Regions from separate parts of the Homo sapiens genome. Here region 1 is linked to region 2. The links are chromatin loops, found by intact Hi-C in ENCODE. Cell type or tissue: IMR-90. All regions are shown on one strand. Links, peaks and the distances in the headings refer to the core of each region. The heading gives the core; the rest is flanking DNA. Region 1 has its middle 14 kb from the start of GPR135. Region 2 holds the start of LOC107984642 (a long non-coding RNA gene).

Region 1 (8,342 bases), core at 250-8,249, 290 kb after region 2:
TACCTGGGCTGTACTGCCGCAAAGCTTCATAGACAACCCCCCTTACTTCAGTCAAGCTCAAATTTCTTCCTCATCTGTTACCTATCTCAGCATAATTCTCATAAAAACACACGTGCTCTCCCTGCTGATCATGTCCGACCAATCTCTCAACCCCCAGCACCTTCTACAAAACAACAACTCCTTTCCTTCCTAGGCATGGTTACTGCGGTCAGAATTCTTACACAAGAGCCAGGACCACAGCCTGTAGCCTTTCTGTCCAAACAACTTGACCTTACCGTTTTAGCCTACCCCTCATGTCTGCGTGCAGCAGCTGCCACTGCTTTAATACTTTTAGAGGCCCTAAAAATCACAAACTATGCTCAACTCACTCTCTACAGTTCTCATAACTTCCAAAATCTATTTTCTTCCTCATACCTGACGCATATACTTTCTGCTTCCCAGCTCCTTCAGCTGTACTCACTCTTTGTTAAGTCCCACAATTACCATTGTTCCTGGCACAGACTTCAATCCAGCCTCCCACATTATTCCAGATACCACACCTGACCCTCATGACTGCATCTCTCTGATCCACCTGACGTTCACCCCATTTCCCCATATTTCCTTCTTTCCTGTTCCTCACCCTGATCACACTTAGTTTATTGATGGCAGTTCCACCAGGTCTAATCGCCACACACCAGCAAAGGCAGGCTATGCTATAGTACAAGCCACTAGCTTGCCTCTTAAAACCTCTCATTTCCTTTCCATCGTGGAAATCTATCCTCAAAGAAATAACTTCTCAGTGTTCCATCTGCTATTCTACTACTTCTCAAGGATTATTCAGGCCCCCTCCCTTCCCTACACATCAAGCTCGAGGATTTGCCCCCACCCAGGACTGGCAAATTAGCTTTATTCAACATGCCCTGAGTCAGATAACTAAAATACCTCTTAGTCTAAGTAGACACTTTCACTGGATAGGTAGAGGCCTTTCCTACAGGGTCTGAGAAGGCCACCGCAGTCATTTCTTCCCTTCTGTCAGACATAATTCCTCAGTTTAGCCTTCCCACCTCTATACAGTCTGATAACAGACCAGCCTTTACTAGTCAAATCACCCAAGCAGTTTTTCAGGCACTCAGTATTCAGTGAAACCTTTATATCCCTTACAGTCCTCAGTCTTCAAGAAAAGTAGAACGGACTAATAGTCTTTTAAAAACACACCTCACCAAGCTCAGCCACCAACTTAAAAAAGACTGGACAATACTTTTACCTCTTTCTCTTCTCAGAATTCAGGCCTGTCCTCAGAATGCTACAAGGTACAGCCCACTTGAGCTCCTGTATGGACGCTCCTTTTTATTAGGCCCCAGTCTCATTCCAGACACCAGACCAACTTGGACTGTGCCCCAAAAAAACTTGTCATCCCTACTATCTTCTGTCTAGTCATACTCCTATTCACTGTTCTCAACTACTCATACATGCCCTGCTCTTGTTTACACTGCCGGTTTACAGTGTTTCTCCAAGTCATCACAGCTGATATCTCCTGGTGCTATCCCCAAACTGCCACTCTTAACTCTTAAAGTAAATAAATAATCTTTGCTGGCAAGGCTATGCTGAACCTCCTTAGGCACTCTCTAATTAGATGTCCTAGGTCCTCCCAATTCTTAGACCTTTAATACTTGTTTTTCTCCTTCTCTTATTCCGTTTAGTTTTTCAATTCATACAAAACCATATCCAGGCCATCACCAATAATTCTAAATGACAAATGTTTCTTCTAACAACCCCACAATATCACCCTTTACCACAAAATCTTCCTTCAGCTTAATCTCTCCCACTCTACGTTCCCCCGCCGCCCCTAATCCCGCTTGAAGCAGCCCTGAGAAACATCGCCCATTATCTCTCCATACCATCCCCCAAAATTTTCACCGTCCCAACACTTTACCACTATTTCGTTTTATTTTTCTTATTAATATAAGAAGACAGGAATGTCAGGCCTCTGAGCCCAAGCTAAGCCATCATATACCATGTGACCTGCACGTACACATCCAGATGGCTGGTTCCTGCCTTAACTGATGACATTCCACCACAAAAGAAGTGAAAACGGCCTGTTCCTGCCTTAACTGATGACATTGTCTTGTGAAATTCCTTCTCCTGGCTCATCCTGGCCCAAAAGCTCCCCTACTAAGCACCTTGTGACCCCCACTCCTGCCCACCAGAGAACCCCCCTTTGACTGTAATTTTCCTTTACCTACTCAAATCTTATAAAACGGCCCCAACCCTATCTCCCTTTGCTGACTCTCTTTTTGGACTCAGCCCGCCTGCACCCAGGTGATTAAAAGCTTTATTGCTCACACAAAGCCTGTTTGGTGGTCTCTTCACACGGACACTCATGAAAGTAGACTTACTCAAGAAAGTCCCGAGGTTAGGGAGAGAGATGGCAGCCATCCAGCTGAGCCACCTCAACTTTTATGTTTGAATCTGATGGCTTGTGCTTTCTTAGCCAATGATACAGGGAGATCCAGGTGTCTGGACCACCTGGAGTAGTGATGGTGAGGCTATCTTCTACTCCTTCTCTCATATGTGGAGAGGAAAGAACTAAGTGTTAAATGTAAAAATGATCTCAATCCAAGAGAGTGGGATAATATAACAGCATGATTAAAAATAAAAAGATAAGACTGGTTTATAACTTAACTGAATTTTCTCCAGGATTTTTTTAACTACTTAAATACACAACTCAGAAGGGTTCCTACAGTCTGGTATATTGTCAGGGAACCAAGCCAGTAACTCAGGCCTCCCTCAGAGGCTACAAAGGCAGAAATGGCAGTACCTCCAGCCAACAGGCCCGAAAATGCTGAGGTCCCAGTGTGTATAATAGATAGGTAAATTATTTTACTCCCTGCAAGGCTAAGTAGAGAGCTTACCCCTTTCTTCCCTTTCAACACAGACCCCTCAAAATGCTCTTTAGTAGTTTATTTTTATTCAAAAATAAATTCTTTCATTTTAAAAAGTAATGCTTATTATACAAAATATAATGGAGTAAATTATTAACAATTGAAGAGCATCTATAATTATATTGTTTGGTAAAGATATTCTTACTTGATAGTAATATTATTTGGTAGATATCCTTCCTAATTTCAATATGTTTGTTTCCAAAAATGAGATTACTCTCTACCATTTTATAAGACTTTTTTCTTTAATAAAATATTATAGATAAAATTTGTATCAAATACAGATTTCATAATAAAAATCAACATTTATTGGCCATTTACTCTGTGCAGACATCATGCTAAGTGCTTCACAGGCACATGCATTATGTAAATTATTTCATCCTTCTACCTAGGACTATTTTTCAGACTTTGACCCTGGGAGGTAGAGCTCCAGTAGAAAATGGTGGTCTTCCCAAGCTAGAAGACAGAGCAGAGTTCAACACAGTTGAAGTGACTGGAATTTGTGGGCAAGAGAGAAAGGAGTGATGTGATGGAGGGAGACAGCTGTCTGCATGGAGGCTCTCCATAAATCTTTGGTATAGAGCTGGGTTGCACATGTGTAGAACAAATCGCCACGAGAACTAGGAGAAAGTGGCTACTGTAGGAGTGAGTGGTGAACAAAGATACCTAAAATTACACTGGATTAGATGATGTTGTACATGTTATAGTCTAGCCAGAGTGCAGAGAGTTCATTGAGCGCCTCAGGCATTTGTTTAAGACAACAAATACCTTGAAAATAAAAGTCAAGCTTTAAAATAAGAGCCACATGCTAGGACAAGAGACAAAACCGAAAGAGACTGACTCCAACATGGAATGACACCAAGCCTGAAAGGATCTGGAGGACCTTCTAGCAATTTAAATAAATGCCCTTTAAAACAAGACATAAAATCCAGCTTCCTTGCAATATGTCATCAATATTATGCATATAATCAAAGATAACTAGACATGGGAAAAAAAAGAGAAGAAAAGAAAATATGACTCATAAACAAACAGAGGGAAGCAGTAAATAAAGGCCCAACTTTATATAACCAAGATGTTTGCAATAGAAGACAAAGACTCTAAAAGTACCTGTTACAGATATATTTAGGGCTTAAAGGAAAACACGGATATAGTGGATGACATAGGGGAACTACCAGCAAAGAGCTAGAAATTGTATTTGTTTTCACCATATACTTATTTTATCTGTTCTGGAACTTCATATAAATTGAATTATATAGTATATACTCTTTTGTATCCAGATTTTTCTCTTTGCAAAATGCCTGTAGCATTCATTTATGTTGCTGTATGATCAGTAGGCTCTTTTTATTGCAGAATAAACAAAATGAAGTAGTTAGGTGCTTACATTTAAATGTAGACTCACAGCGATTATAATAGCTACAAATGTAGACTGATACAAAAGTGTTTTTTCACAGTCCATTAGCTCAAGCGGTGTAGTAAATTATAACAGTGCTTTCCAAATGGGTGAATATTGTTTAATAAAAATCTAAACAAAATAGATGTAATAAAAATTTCAATTTATAGAGTTGCATCTCTAGAAACTTTCTGTGTATATTAAAACCATGTTTAAAACACATTTTTCTATGCAGAATGAACTAAAGTTATGGAAGTACATAATGATTCATAAATTTGTCAGCTATTTCAGTGTCTGGTGGGACATTTGAAAGCTGTACAGGATGTGAGACAATCTGCATTGGTCAGTATTCTCTCATGCTTTATAGGACATCCAGAATTTTTGGACACCATTTGCTAAATGCTAGTGATATTGTGAGACAAAAAATCCTTCCCCAAATTTCTGAAATGCTCTTTAGGGAGGAGTAATATTCCTACTGATAAGAGCTACTCTATGCCTTCTCATCGCAATCTTACCAACTGTCATATTTATGTATTTTCTTTTTGAAAATGTTGAAAAGAGATGAGAAAACCAGCCCCAGACTGGGAAAAAAAATTTTGCAAAAGACATATCTGATAAAGAACTGTTATCTAAAATACAAAATAACTGAAAACCCAACAAGAAAATGAACAACCTGATTTTAAAATGGACAAACGATCTGAATAGACACCTCATCAAAGAATATATGCAAATAGAAAATAAGCATATGAAAAGATGCTCAACATTACATGTCATTAGGAAATTTCAAATTAAAACAACATTGAGATATAACTGCACACCTATTAGAATGGCCAAAATCTAAAACACTAATAACACCAAATGCTGGCAAAGATATGGAGCAACAGAAACTCTCATTCATTGCTGGTGGGAATGCAACATGGTACCTCCATGTTGGAAGATCATTTGGCAGTTTCTTACAAAACTAAACATATTTTTAATGTACAATTCAAGACTCATGTTCCTTGATATTTACCCAAATGAGTTGAAAACTTGTTCACATAAATGTGCACACAGATGTTTATAGCAGCTTTATTAATAACTGCAAAATATTGGAAGCAACCAAGATGCCATCAGTAAATAAGCAGATAAATAAGCTATGGTACATCCAGACAATGGAATATTAGCACTAAAAGGAAATGAGCTATTTAGCCATGAAAAGCTATGGAGAAACCTAAAATGCATATTACTAAGCGAAAAAAGCCAATCTGAAAAGGCTTCCTACGGTATGATTCCAACTATATGACATTCTGGAAAAGGCAAAACCATGGAGACCGTAACAGTAGCAGTGGTTTCAAGAGACTGGGAGAAGAAAGGGATGAATGGATGGAGCACAGAGGAATTTTAGAGCAATAAAACTCTTCTACATATTTCTATAATTATAAATACATGTTATGACATTTGTCAAAACCCATAGAATGTACAACACGAAGAGTGAATGAACCCTAATGTAAACTATGGACTTTGGGTGATAGCAATGTGTCATTGTAGGTTTATTGATTATAACAAATGTACCTCTCTGGTGGGGGATATTGGTAACAGGTGAGGTTTTGCTTGTGTTGGGGCAAAGAATAAATGGGAAATCTCTGTACTTTCACTCAATTTTGCTGTGAACCTAAAGATGCTCTGAAAAATAAAGCCTACTAAAAAAAAGTTGAAAAGATGCCATGTTTGAAGAATGCTGTCCACTAAGCACAATCTCTTCTTCCTTATAGCTACTGTTCTTGGCAGAGCTACTTGGATTAACAATGGTGCCTGGCAGAGTAACACAGAGACCATAGGAATAGACATTTTCTTGAGTACATGTGGAAGACCAACTGGGAACTCCAAAATATTTTGTGATGGATGTTAAGGTGGGTTTCTCAGGGAGAACCCAGAACTACGTCATCAAGTCCATTGAAATTAGTGATAAGAGGCTGGCCTAGATAATGACTTTGGGGTTGAAAAGGAACAGATTGGGGAAAAGGGACTTGATGATTGGCAGGTTTTAGTTGTCAAGGGCAGGAAGGAAAAGGAAAACATTTATTTTTCACTCTGTACCCTTTTGTACCTTTTCAAATTCATATCGTGTACATATTATCTATTTTTAAAGTAATTTTTAAAATGTAAGATGGGGAAGCAGAGAAAGTAGTCAAAGAGGTTAGGAAGGAATGATCAGAGTGGTTAGCGGAAAACCAAGAAAGAGTAAAAACATGAACACCAGGACAAGAACATTTCCAAAAGGGAAGTGGGGCCAACTATGATGTGATAATTAATATTGAGTTTCAACTTGATTGGATTGAAGGATACAAAGTATTGATCTTGGGTGTGTCTTGAGGGTGTTGCCACAGGAGATTAACATTTGAGTCAGTGGGCTAGGAAAGGCAGACACACCCCTAATCTGGGTGGGCACAATCGAATCAGCTGCCAGCACTGCTAGAATCTAAGCAGGCAGAAACATGTGAAAACAGAGACTGGCTTAGCCTGCCAGCCTACATCTTTCTCCTGTGCTGGATGCTTCCTGCCCTTGAACACTGGAGTCCAAGTTCTTCAATTTTGGAACTTGGACTGGCTCTCCTTGCTCCTCAGCCTGCAGACAGCCTATTGTGGGAACCCTGACTAATACACGTGGTTTATGTTTGGCAAGGTCAAGTAAGATGGCTGAGAAGTATTCACTGGATTTAGGTCATTTGTGACCTATTCTGTGACTAATTCTGTGAAGCAATGAGTGTAGGAGCCAGATAAAAATGGAATGAGAAAGGAATCTGAGTTGAAATAAAGACAATATGTGAATAACATTTTCAAATATTATTTGAGGGCTTTTTCCACTGTATTTCCTTGTACGCACAGGACTTCCTTTACCTTTAGGATTTTCTGTACTAAAGGAGGCTGTGCCAAAAACAGAGAGGTCTTTGGTTTGTTAAAATTTTGGCCCTGCTTTAAATAGGAAGGTTTTAAATCAAGATAATAAGTCCAAGAGAACACACAAAGCTGTAAAAGCCAGAATGACTATCCTAAAGACTAGATAAATATGTTTTCAGGTTGGATGAGAGGAGCTTAGAAAATCAAGGAGAGGCCGGGTGCGGTGGCTCACACCTGTAATCCCAGCACTTAGGGAGGCCGAGGCAGGCAGATCACGTGGTCAGGAGATTGACACCATCCTGGCCAACATGGTGAAACCCCATCTCTACTAAAATACAAAAAATTAGCCGGGCCTGGTGGTGCATGCCTGTAGTCCCAGCTACTTGGGAGGCTGAGGCAGGAGAATCACTTGAACCCTGGAGGCGGAGATTGCGGTGAGCCAAGATCGCACCACTGCACTCCGGCCTGGTGACAGAGTGAGACTCCATCTCAAAAAAAAAAAAAATCAAGGAGAATTTAGATGTAAATAGAGCTCTGAGAAGTGTCCTTGTATCCTGTGTATCCCTGCCCACCCTTGGTGACTGGCCTAGCTATAGAATGATGGGGCAATAAAGGCTGCATGAGCCACTAATAAGTTTGGGGCACCTGAAAGCAAAGAGGACCTGCGTCTTGATTCCCATGTAGACCTCAGGAAGGCAGCAGCAAGACCTCAGAGTAGAAAACTGTTGCTTGGTTTGTTTTGTGCACAATTTTCCATTTTGTTTTTTACTGCAACCTATAAGAAGGGGTTCATTTTACACTGAGACCTAGCACACACTCATATACAACTGAAATGTTTCGTGAACCCATTCTTATTTCTACTAAGTGTATTAGTTATTATTGTTGTGTAACAAGCTAGCTCCAAATTTAGCAGCTTAAAACAATTATCCTCTCAAAGCTTCTGTGAGTCAGAAACTTGGAGCAGATTAGCTGGGTAGTTCTGATACAGGTCTCTCAGGGGGTTGTAATTAAGATGTCAGCTGGAGCTGCTTCCAAGATGGCTCACTCATATGGGTGTTGGCAAGAGGCCTCAGTACCTCACCATGTGGGCTCCTCCATAGGGCTGCTTGAGTGTCCTCACAACATGGCAGTTGGGTTTCCCCAGAATAACTGACTTG
Region 2 (8,342 bases), core at 130-8,129:
CAGGCCAAACTCAGTTTAGGGACAGGGCCATGATACAAAACAATAACTGCACAAATAATATTTAACAAAGTAGCATTTTGAGTGTAAGTCTGAATTACTGTGGGAAGAAAAGTTTATAGCCTTTTTTTTTCTCCATGTCGAGGTTTATCAGCAGAGTTTCACAATGGGAAAAAGAATGTAACTGTCATATGATAAACTACATTTATACAGAAGAAATAACGAGCTTCATCCTGAAGATAAACAATTCAATACATAAGCATTTCAAGCTGATAAAACAAGGATAGATCAAGAGCAATCCACAGCTAAGCACTCGAGAGACCACAGGTAGGAATGCAGCCTGACCCCAATGCTGAATAAGAGGAACATTTGAAGTATTCCCACTACTATGCAATGCTAGAAGCCTGTAGGAAGCCTTTATCTTAGTAGTTGTGGTGGTTAGAATAGAGCCCAAAATACTGTAACAAAGAGACCCCCAAATCCAGTGCCTTCAGTAAGATGGGAGTTTGCTTTTTTCACACATTACTGCCCAGAGGTATAATAGTTGAGCATTCTGGGGCAAGTAGGTGGCTCTGTTTCAAGGACAGACAGGGAGGCAGGTTTGCTTTTATTTTGTTGATCCACCTTCTGTTAAGGTGTTGCCCTCAGCCTCATGACTGATGGTGGTTCGTTAGCAGCACCAGACTCAGAAGCAGGGAATGAAAAAGGAGAGGGCAACCAACCTCTTTTTCAAGGACATGCTCTGGAAACTGCATACATCACATATGCTCACAGCTAGACACAAAGGAGCTGGGAAATGTCATTCTGACACTGAACAGTCAGGTGTCCATCTAAAACACAAGGGTTTCCCTGCTCAAAGGAGAATGGATTTGGGGATTTAGTTAGCATTCTCTCCCATATTAGTTAAGGATGACAAGCTTCAGAATGTGTGTGTGTGTGTGTGTGTGTGTGTGTGTACATAGTCATACACAAGCATTCTTAAGATATATTAGGGGCTTATATGTAAGGCAATATTCCTTAATGGCTAAGATGGATCGAAGGTAGACTTTGAGGCTGGGAAGACTTGAGTTTGATTACATCCTGCATCTCTAACTGACTAAGTCTATACATCTTGGAAGCATTCATTTTCTTACCTATAAAATGAAGATAATTCTTACCTCATAAACTGGTGTGAGGGGAAAATTAAATAATGTGTATTGTTGTATAATAAATAATTTGTCCTGGATTCCTGGCAGGAAGCTCCTAAAATTCTTGGAATTTCCCCGGTGGTCAGTGTCTTTATTATTTTCATGAGCCCCTCGGGTCACACCTGAGTTTATGCTAATGAGACAGAGAAGGTCCAAGATGGGGACTAGATATCAGAAAGACCAACCATGTGATTAGATGGTTGAGGCTTTAAGCCCTGTGATATCAGCCAATCTCCTGATCTCTGGGGATGGGAGAGGGCTGGATATTGAGTTCAGCTGTGTGTCCAATGATTCAATATGTAATGAAGCCTCAGTAAAAACTCTAGACACTGAAGTTCAGTGGATCTTCCTGGTTGATCAACACATCGATGTGCCAGGAGGGTGACACATCCTGATCCCAGAAGGAGAACACATGGAAGCTCTGCATTCGAGACCCTCCCAGACCTTGCCCTGTGTGTCTTCATTGAGAGAGTCTTGATTTCCATTCTTTATAATGAAACTCTAATCCTAAGTGTAGTGCTTTTCTGAGTTGTGTGAGTTGTTCTCATGAATTATCACACCTGAAGTGGTTATGAGAATCTCTGAATTTGTAGCCAGTCAGTCAGAAGTGTGGGTATCCCAGGGACGCTTGAAGTGTGGCTGGCATCTGCAGTGAGGGTAGTCTTGTGAAGGGCTGAGCCCTCAACTTGTGGGGTCTGCATCAACTTTAGGAGGTTAATGCCAGAACTGAATCTTGTTAATTCCTCTTTGACATAAAGCACATGCCTTGGCTAGCCAGGTAAAGGCAACTTTGTGAGTCCAGAGCCTACTCTTCCTCATGGTGGCAGCCCTCAGAATATAGGCACAAGGTCACCTTTGGCTTGAATAGAACTCCTCCTTCTCCAGTCACTTCAGATTCAGAGGGGGTCATAAGCCTGTGTATTTTGTAAGGGCACTTGTGTAGGAGCCTTTAAATTGGAGGCAATAGACCAGATGATTTTGGAATATGTATACGATGCTTAAAGAGTACCTGATATGGGGTAAGAGTTCAATAAAAGCTATGGGCTATTATTGCTTTAAATTTTTGTTTTTATTTTTGTTTAGAGACAGGGTCTTGTTCTGCCCAGGCTGAAGTGCAGTGGCACAATCATAGCTGACTGCAGCCTCCAACTCCTGGCCTCAAGCAATCCTCCCACCTCTGCCTCCCAAGTAGCTGGGACAACAGGTACATGCTATTGCACATGGCTATTTTTTTTTCTTTTAAGAAATGTGTTCTTGCTGTGTTGCCCAGGCTGGTCTCGAACTCCTGTCTTTAAGCAATCCTCGTACCTCAGCCTTCCAAAGTACTAGGATTACAGGCATGAGCCACCCTGCCCAGCCTATTGCTGTTAATTACTATTATTATTAGGGTTATCATTACTTGATTGAATTAGTGAAATAAACCACTGAAATAATATTTATTTTTCTGTAATCCTTTCATCAGAGTTTTGTAAGGGTCTTCCTCAACATGTGGCTATCTCTAGGCTTCTTTCTAGAAACAGAAAGTAGCCCTCCACAAGACTACTCTCACTGCAGATGCCAGCCACACTTCAAGGGTCCCTGGGATACCCACGCTTCTGAGTGACTGGCTACAAATTCAGAGATTCTCATAACCCCTTCAGGTTTGATAATTCATGAGGGCCTTGTGTCCCTACCAAGTTAGCAAAGAAAACCCAGTACAGCAGCAGGCCTTGCCTCAGATGAGCAACAACCATCAACAGCCTCCAATTGAAAGGCTCCTACACAAGTGCCCTTACAAAATACACAGGCTTATGACCCCCTCTGAATCTGGAGAAGGAGGAGTTCTATTCAAGCCAAAGGTGCCCTTGCGCCTGTATTCTGAGGGCTGCTACCATGAAAAACAGTAGGGTCTAGACTCACAAAGTTGCCTTTACCTGGCTAGCCAAGGCATGTGCTTTATGTCAAAGAGGAATTAACAAGATCTAGGCAAGAAAGTTATAGGGAAGATATTTAAAACACGTATATATGGTAGGAAAAACAAAACATTTGATTTACAGTTTGGCAGGACTATGTTCAAATCTAGTCTTTGCCACCAACCAGCTTTATAACTTGAGGCACATTTTTTATCCCTCTGAATGTGTTTCCCTCTTACATAAAACTGGATAATAATGAGGCACTCATGAGGTTGTTGGAGGGAAGCAATGAAATGATGCATGTAGAGTGTTTACCATAGTGCCTGGCCCAGAGTGAGTGACTGAATGCATGTTACTTACCATCTCTTTCCCTTTATGGGGGCACAGTGAGAAAAATCTTCTACTCGCTTACTATTTAAAAAGCCCAGTGCAGAAAGCTTTCTAGGATCAGATTACCAGTTACTCTTTTCCTGAAAGGCAAGTCTTAGGTTACAGTTTTACTGTAAACATCTTCAAAACACTGCAGGCAGAAAAATCAAGGAGATTTGCAGTTCCTAGAAGGATTCATGATATCCCATGAAAGTTCATATTTCAAGGCTGATCTACTACTGGTTGATGGGATTCTCTCATCAGGGGTTTTCTTTCTCCATGTGGCTTCTTAGAAGATAATCTGACCTTCACAGTTTATTCCCCACAATTTGTCCCTTTACACAGATAGTGTTTTCTATCGCATGAACATTTAGAGACTATTCCTGTTCAGTATTTGCTGCAGGGAATGGAATTGAACTCTTCCATTAATGAAAAATCTTTTTATTTAGTCAGAACTTTTAACTCTTCTTTCCGCCTCTCCCCAGTGCTAAAATCCTGCCTGCCAATATTACCAAGGTAGGAATGACTGCAAAGTTCAAAACTGCTTTCAACAGATACCTATTGGTATGGTGTCACGGGTAGGTAGGATATGGATCCTTCAGAGGCATGTACTTTGTGTCATGTGCAGTCTATAAGTTGCTGGCCGAGGAAACATCATTAGACTAATACTAATCAACCAATAATTATGTATTTGTAATTAAGCATGGTTGCAAACATTAACTATAAAAATGTTCACTCTAGTATTTTTTAGTGTTCCTACTTCATAAAAAAGGTAGAAACAAACTAAATGCACAGCCCCTAAAGAATTGGTTAACTCAGTTACTGAATTTATGTGTAATAATAGGTCGCTATTTAGCTATTAAAAATGAAGTTGTAGAAATACATTTATTAACATATTTACATATTAGCAGTCTAAATGTGCCAAAAAGAAAAGAATAAAATTATGTTGTACAGTCTCATTCTTGCAAAAGAAAAGTTTATATATTATATATACATATAGACAATGAATATGCCAAGGAAAATAGCTAAAAGGATATGCACTAAAATGCAAGTGATTGAATTACAGTTGAGTTTTATTTTCTTTTTTCTACAATATAATTTCAGTTTTTTCTATCATGAATATGTATTATTTGCATACATTTTAAAAGCTATTATGAGAATAATTATTTCCTGATCACCTCACTAGGTTCAGTGAGATGTAAGAAAAGCATAATAAGGCTTCACAGTAAAAAGAGTTTACGTGCTAGAACAGGCAATATATTAGAAGCCTCAGCCAAACACTAGGGTGCTTACCTCCGTAATAAACTCTCCTGTGTGCGAGATAACCATGGACAAGCCGTATCCCTTTTCTGTACCTCACTTTTTCCATATGGAAAAGCACAGTGACATTCCACACCTCGATATGATATCACTGAGATTGAGTGTATACCTCTTACATGCTCTGGGTCACAGGAAAAACCCACATACTGTCAGCACTCTGGATTTCCATTAGTGATATCAGCCATGGGTTTGTCGGCATATTTATTTAGTATTTCTATTTATTTTGCTATTATTAGATTATGTTCTGGAAATTTTTCCATGCATCATGGAGAGAGGCTTCTCTGTGGGAAATCTTAAATTGGTAATCATTTCCATCAGGAGCAAAGAAGATGTTTTGCTTTTTGCTTCTCTGTTAAGGTTGAGGAGATCTTTTATACATCTCTGTACTGTTTGGTTTTGCAGTGCAGGCTTTTCTGAAGCAAAATTTCACAGATAGTATGGCCTCTGATCAGAGAGCAGGGTAATTCAGCAAAAGGGAAATTAAGAGTTTGCAATGGCTATTTAGTCAGTGTGCAGGCCACTAAAGAGAAAGTAGATTATAAAGTAGAGAAATATCGAAAGTTGCAGGTTGATCTTCAGCTTTTATAAAGAGTCGTTATAACTTCTACATAAGATTCCACGGTTCAAGAACTCTTAAACCTTTGCAATGTCTAATGATATGGAAAAAATACTTATCTAATCATTTAAGAAGAGCAAAGGGTGATTCCTACCAATTGTTTCTTGAAATTAACAGAATAAATCCGACACTGGGTATTTAAAACTGAATAAATATCAATGTTAATAAGCTTTAAATGGGTTTCCGAGACTCTTCCTGATTAACTGTATCATGCACACTTCTACATCTGGCAGAAAACTGAAGTACTGAAAATCTTACTCTGAGGTTGTAGATGATCAGTGTCAGGTACTTAATTACGATTCATCTTCAACTCCAATTTAACCATTAATTAAAGTAGGTATCCTTGACTTGACATTCAGTGCAAGAAAAGCTCAAAAAGAAAATGTATTACACAATTCTGAAAAGCCACTGCCTGGCTCCTTTATGTGTGTTGCTCACGGTAGCTATAGCAACCAGTGTTTAAGACAAAAACACACAAAATCAAAGTCCTAGGCTGATGTGACAGCTCTCAAATGGCTTTGTTCTGTGTCTAAGATTTCCCTTCCTCCTCTTGCATCATATTTCACCCCAAAGCCTTGAATGACTAACGCACCACTTGGGGATGGGCAGACCAATGTTCACAGGAACAAAAGGGAAAAGGGTGGGCTGGAGACAGGCTGTATTAGGACCACCTGTCCTTTCGGAGAAACTAAAATGTAGATGTCCAGTGCAGCTAGTGAGACTCAGTTCCCTCCGTGTTCTGCTGGGAAAGAGACTGTTCTGCAACAGCTGTTGCGTTGTGTCGGCAGTGCCTGTCCATCCCCCTCCAGGAGCATAGATGGGGTCAGCCCCTGCATTGCTCAGCCACAAACTCACCGTAACCTTCCCTGGGCTGAGCATGGGGTGGGAGGGTGGTTTCTATTTCTAGACTAAAAAAGAACAGATGACTTTTCATGTTTAGTTCTAAGTAAAGAAAGAGGAAGGGAACAGGGTGGGAGAGGGAGCTAGAATTAATACTCTGAGCATTTACAGAAAACAAATTGGGGTAGTGATTTTTATTTGGGCTTAAACATTTTAGTTAGTATTTCATTTATTATTCTAGCAGATGTGGGCCACACGTTCAAACAGAAAAGTGGTAAATAGAAACTATTCAATTTGGGCATTCATGTTTTCAACATAAAGGGACATGGACTATTGTATCCAATACTGGCCTAAAATGCTAAAAGCACACTTTTCTAGTATTCTATTAATTGAGAAAAATTAGGCCACCTCCAAAATATGGGAAATTATAGACCCCTGAATATCCCTTTTGGAAAACTACATCTGACATTACATTGCAGGGCATATTATCATGGCTGGAATATTTTTACACATGTAAACCCTTAATTGAATGACAAACTAATAATTCTCAAGAATTTCTTTAAAGGAAGTTTAATATTTTGGTTGGCAAATGTGCCCAGAGGAAGTATCACATTAATAATACTTGCTTTTAACACGGTTCATTTCTTTATATAGTCGGAATGCTTTATGGTGGATTAAATCCACAAATTGAAAAGAGAATGAATGCACTTGAGCTTTTATGACTTATTCTGTCTAAAGAATACTCTTAAGAAGCACAAAAATAAAACCCTGTCTCATGCCTGAGGGTAAGGTTAAATGATTAATGGCTTGAAAAAAAAAGAGAAAGTTACAATATATGTAAGGAAACAATCCATTAATCAGCGATGAGGAGAATATACAATATTGCTTTGCTAATGAAGATCGTAACTGTAGTCTAGCCTTGGACCTACTCAAATTAAGTTGGACCTACATCCAATGATGTGGGGATAAAAAATATAAAAAATTATTATCCATAACACAAATGCTCAATTTCCTCGGGCTCCTGGGTTCAATCACATATTTGGATGAGTTCTTTGACAGTGCTAAGTAGAGAAATGGCTTGTAGAAAAGAGTTCTAGAACTTTCCTAGATGTCTGAAGTGCTGCACATGACATTTATGCCAGAAAAGCTTATTTATTAGTTTCGACCCATGGTCAGTGCCAATGTAAGTAGCGGGTGAGGTGAGCGAACTAGGAGTCTCATTCTGTTGATCTTACCTGCATTTTTAGTATCAAATCCAAAGGAAAAGCAGCAGCATTTTAAGAGATACAGCTACTGGAAATACTTTATTTCGGTCAATTGGCAGACAAGTATAACGTGATTCCTTAATGCAAAGGGACAGATGCCTCTTAATGTAGCCATTAGCAAAAGAAGGGTATGTCTTATTGATTGCTATAGCTAAGAAGCATGCTGATAAATACAAAGTTGGCATTTATAAGGCATTATGCCTTGAGCAGTTCAGATATTCACCAGGGTGGAAACAGAGAACCAAATCAGGGGTTTCCACTACAAGTGACTTAGGCTGCTTGTCTGGCTCTTCTGACAGCCTTGGTCCAGAAGCAGAGCAACATTATAAATAAAAAGTACATAAGGGCACTAAGTGCAGGCACAAGGGACTTGGGTGAGCTGGAGAGGGGTTCCTCCTGTTAGGGTACCAAAATTCCCACCAAAGTGAACACCCTCCCTGTCTTGATCCACCGACAAGCATAGGCTTGGGGTCCAAAGAGATCTGATGTTAAAACATAATTGTTTGAACTGCACAAAGTACTCAATCTCTCTGAACCTTAACTTCTCATCTATAAATTAATGGATTTTTTGAGAAATAACAGGTAAAGTATACAAATTGCTTACTTAGCACAGTGCCAGGTACATATTAAGCCTTTTCTCTATCTCATCAATTTCATTCCCTTATTTATATCTCTGTTTTTTGTTTTGTTTTGTTTTGTTTTTTGTTTTTGAGATGGAGTCTCACTCCGTCACCCAGGCTGGAGTGCAGTGGAACGATCTTGGCTCACTGCAAGCTCCACCTCCCAGGTTCAAGCTATTCTCCTGCCTCAGCCTCCTGAGTAGCTGGGACTACAGTCACCCACAACCATGCCCGAC

The links. Peaks named below come from ENCODE experiments on the same cell type or tissue, not always from the same donor. Only the 100,000 strongest peaks of a DNase experiment are listed, where the experiment ranks them.
Region 1: it touches region 2 in a loop (11-fold over the local background); 1 of 110 quality-filtered maps calls a loop at or near these places.

Annotation. Positions count from the first base shown.
Region 1 is chr14:59,447,423-59,455,764 of GRCh38, forward strand. It overlaps a transcript of GPR135 not described here. Among named protein-coding and RNA genes, the nearest start is that of GPR135, 14 kb to the right of the region's middle. In IMR-90, for the core only: no CTCF peak of the experiment used is centred there; DNase peaks (open chromatin) are centred at 6,989 and 8,209; H3K27ac peaks cover 744 bases.
Region 2 is chr14:59,155,797-59,164,138 of GRCh38, forward strand. It overlaps LOC107984642 (a long non-coding RNA gene), which reads left to right and starts at 2,348. Exons shown (of 2, transcript XR_001750928.1): 1 at 2,348-2,388. In IMR-90, for the core only: no CTCF peak of the experiment used is centred there; DNase peaks (open chromatin) are centred at 3,565 and 5,875; H3K4me3 peaks cover 219 bases; H3K27me3 peaks cover 2,291 bases.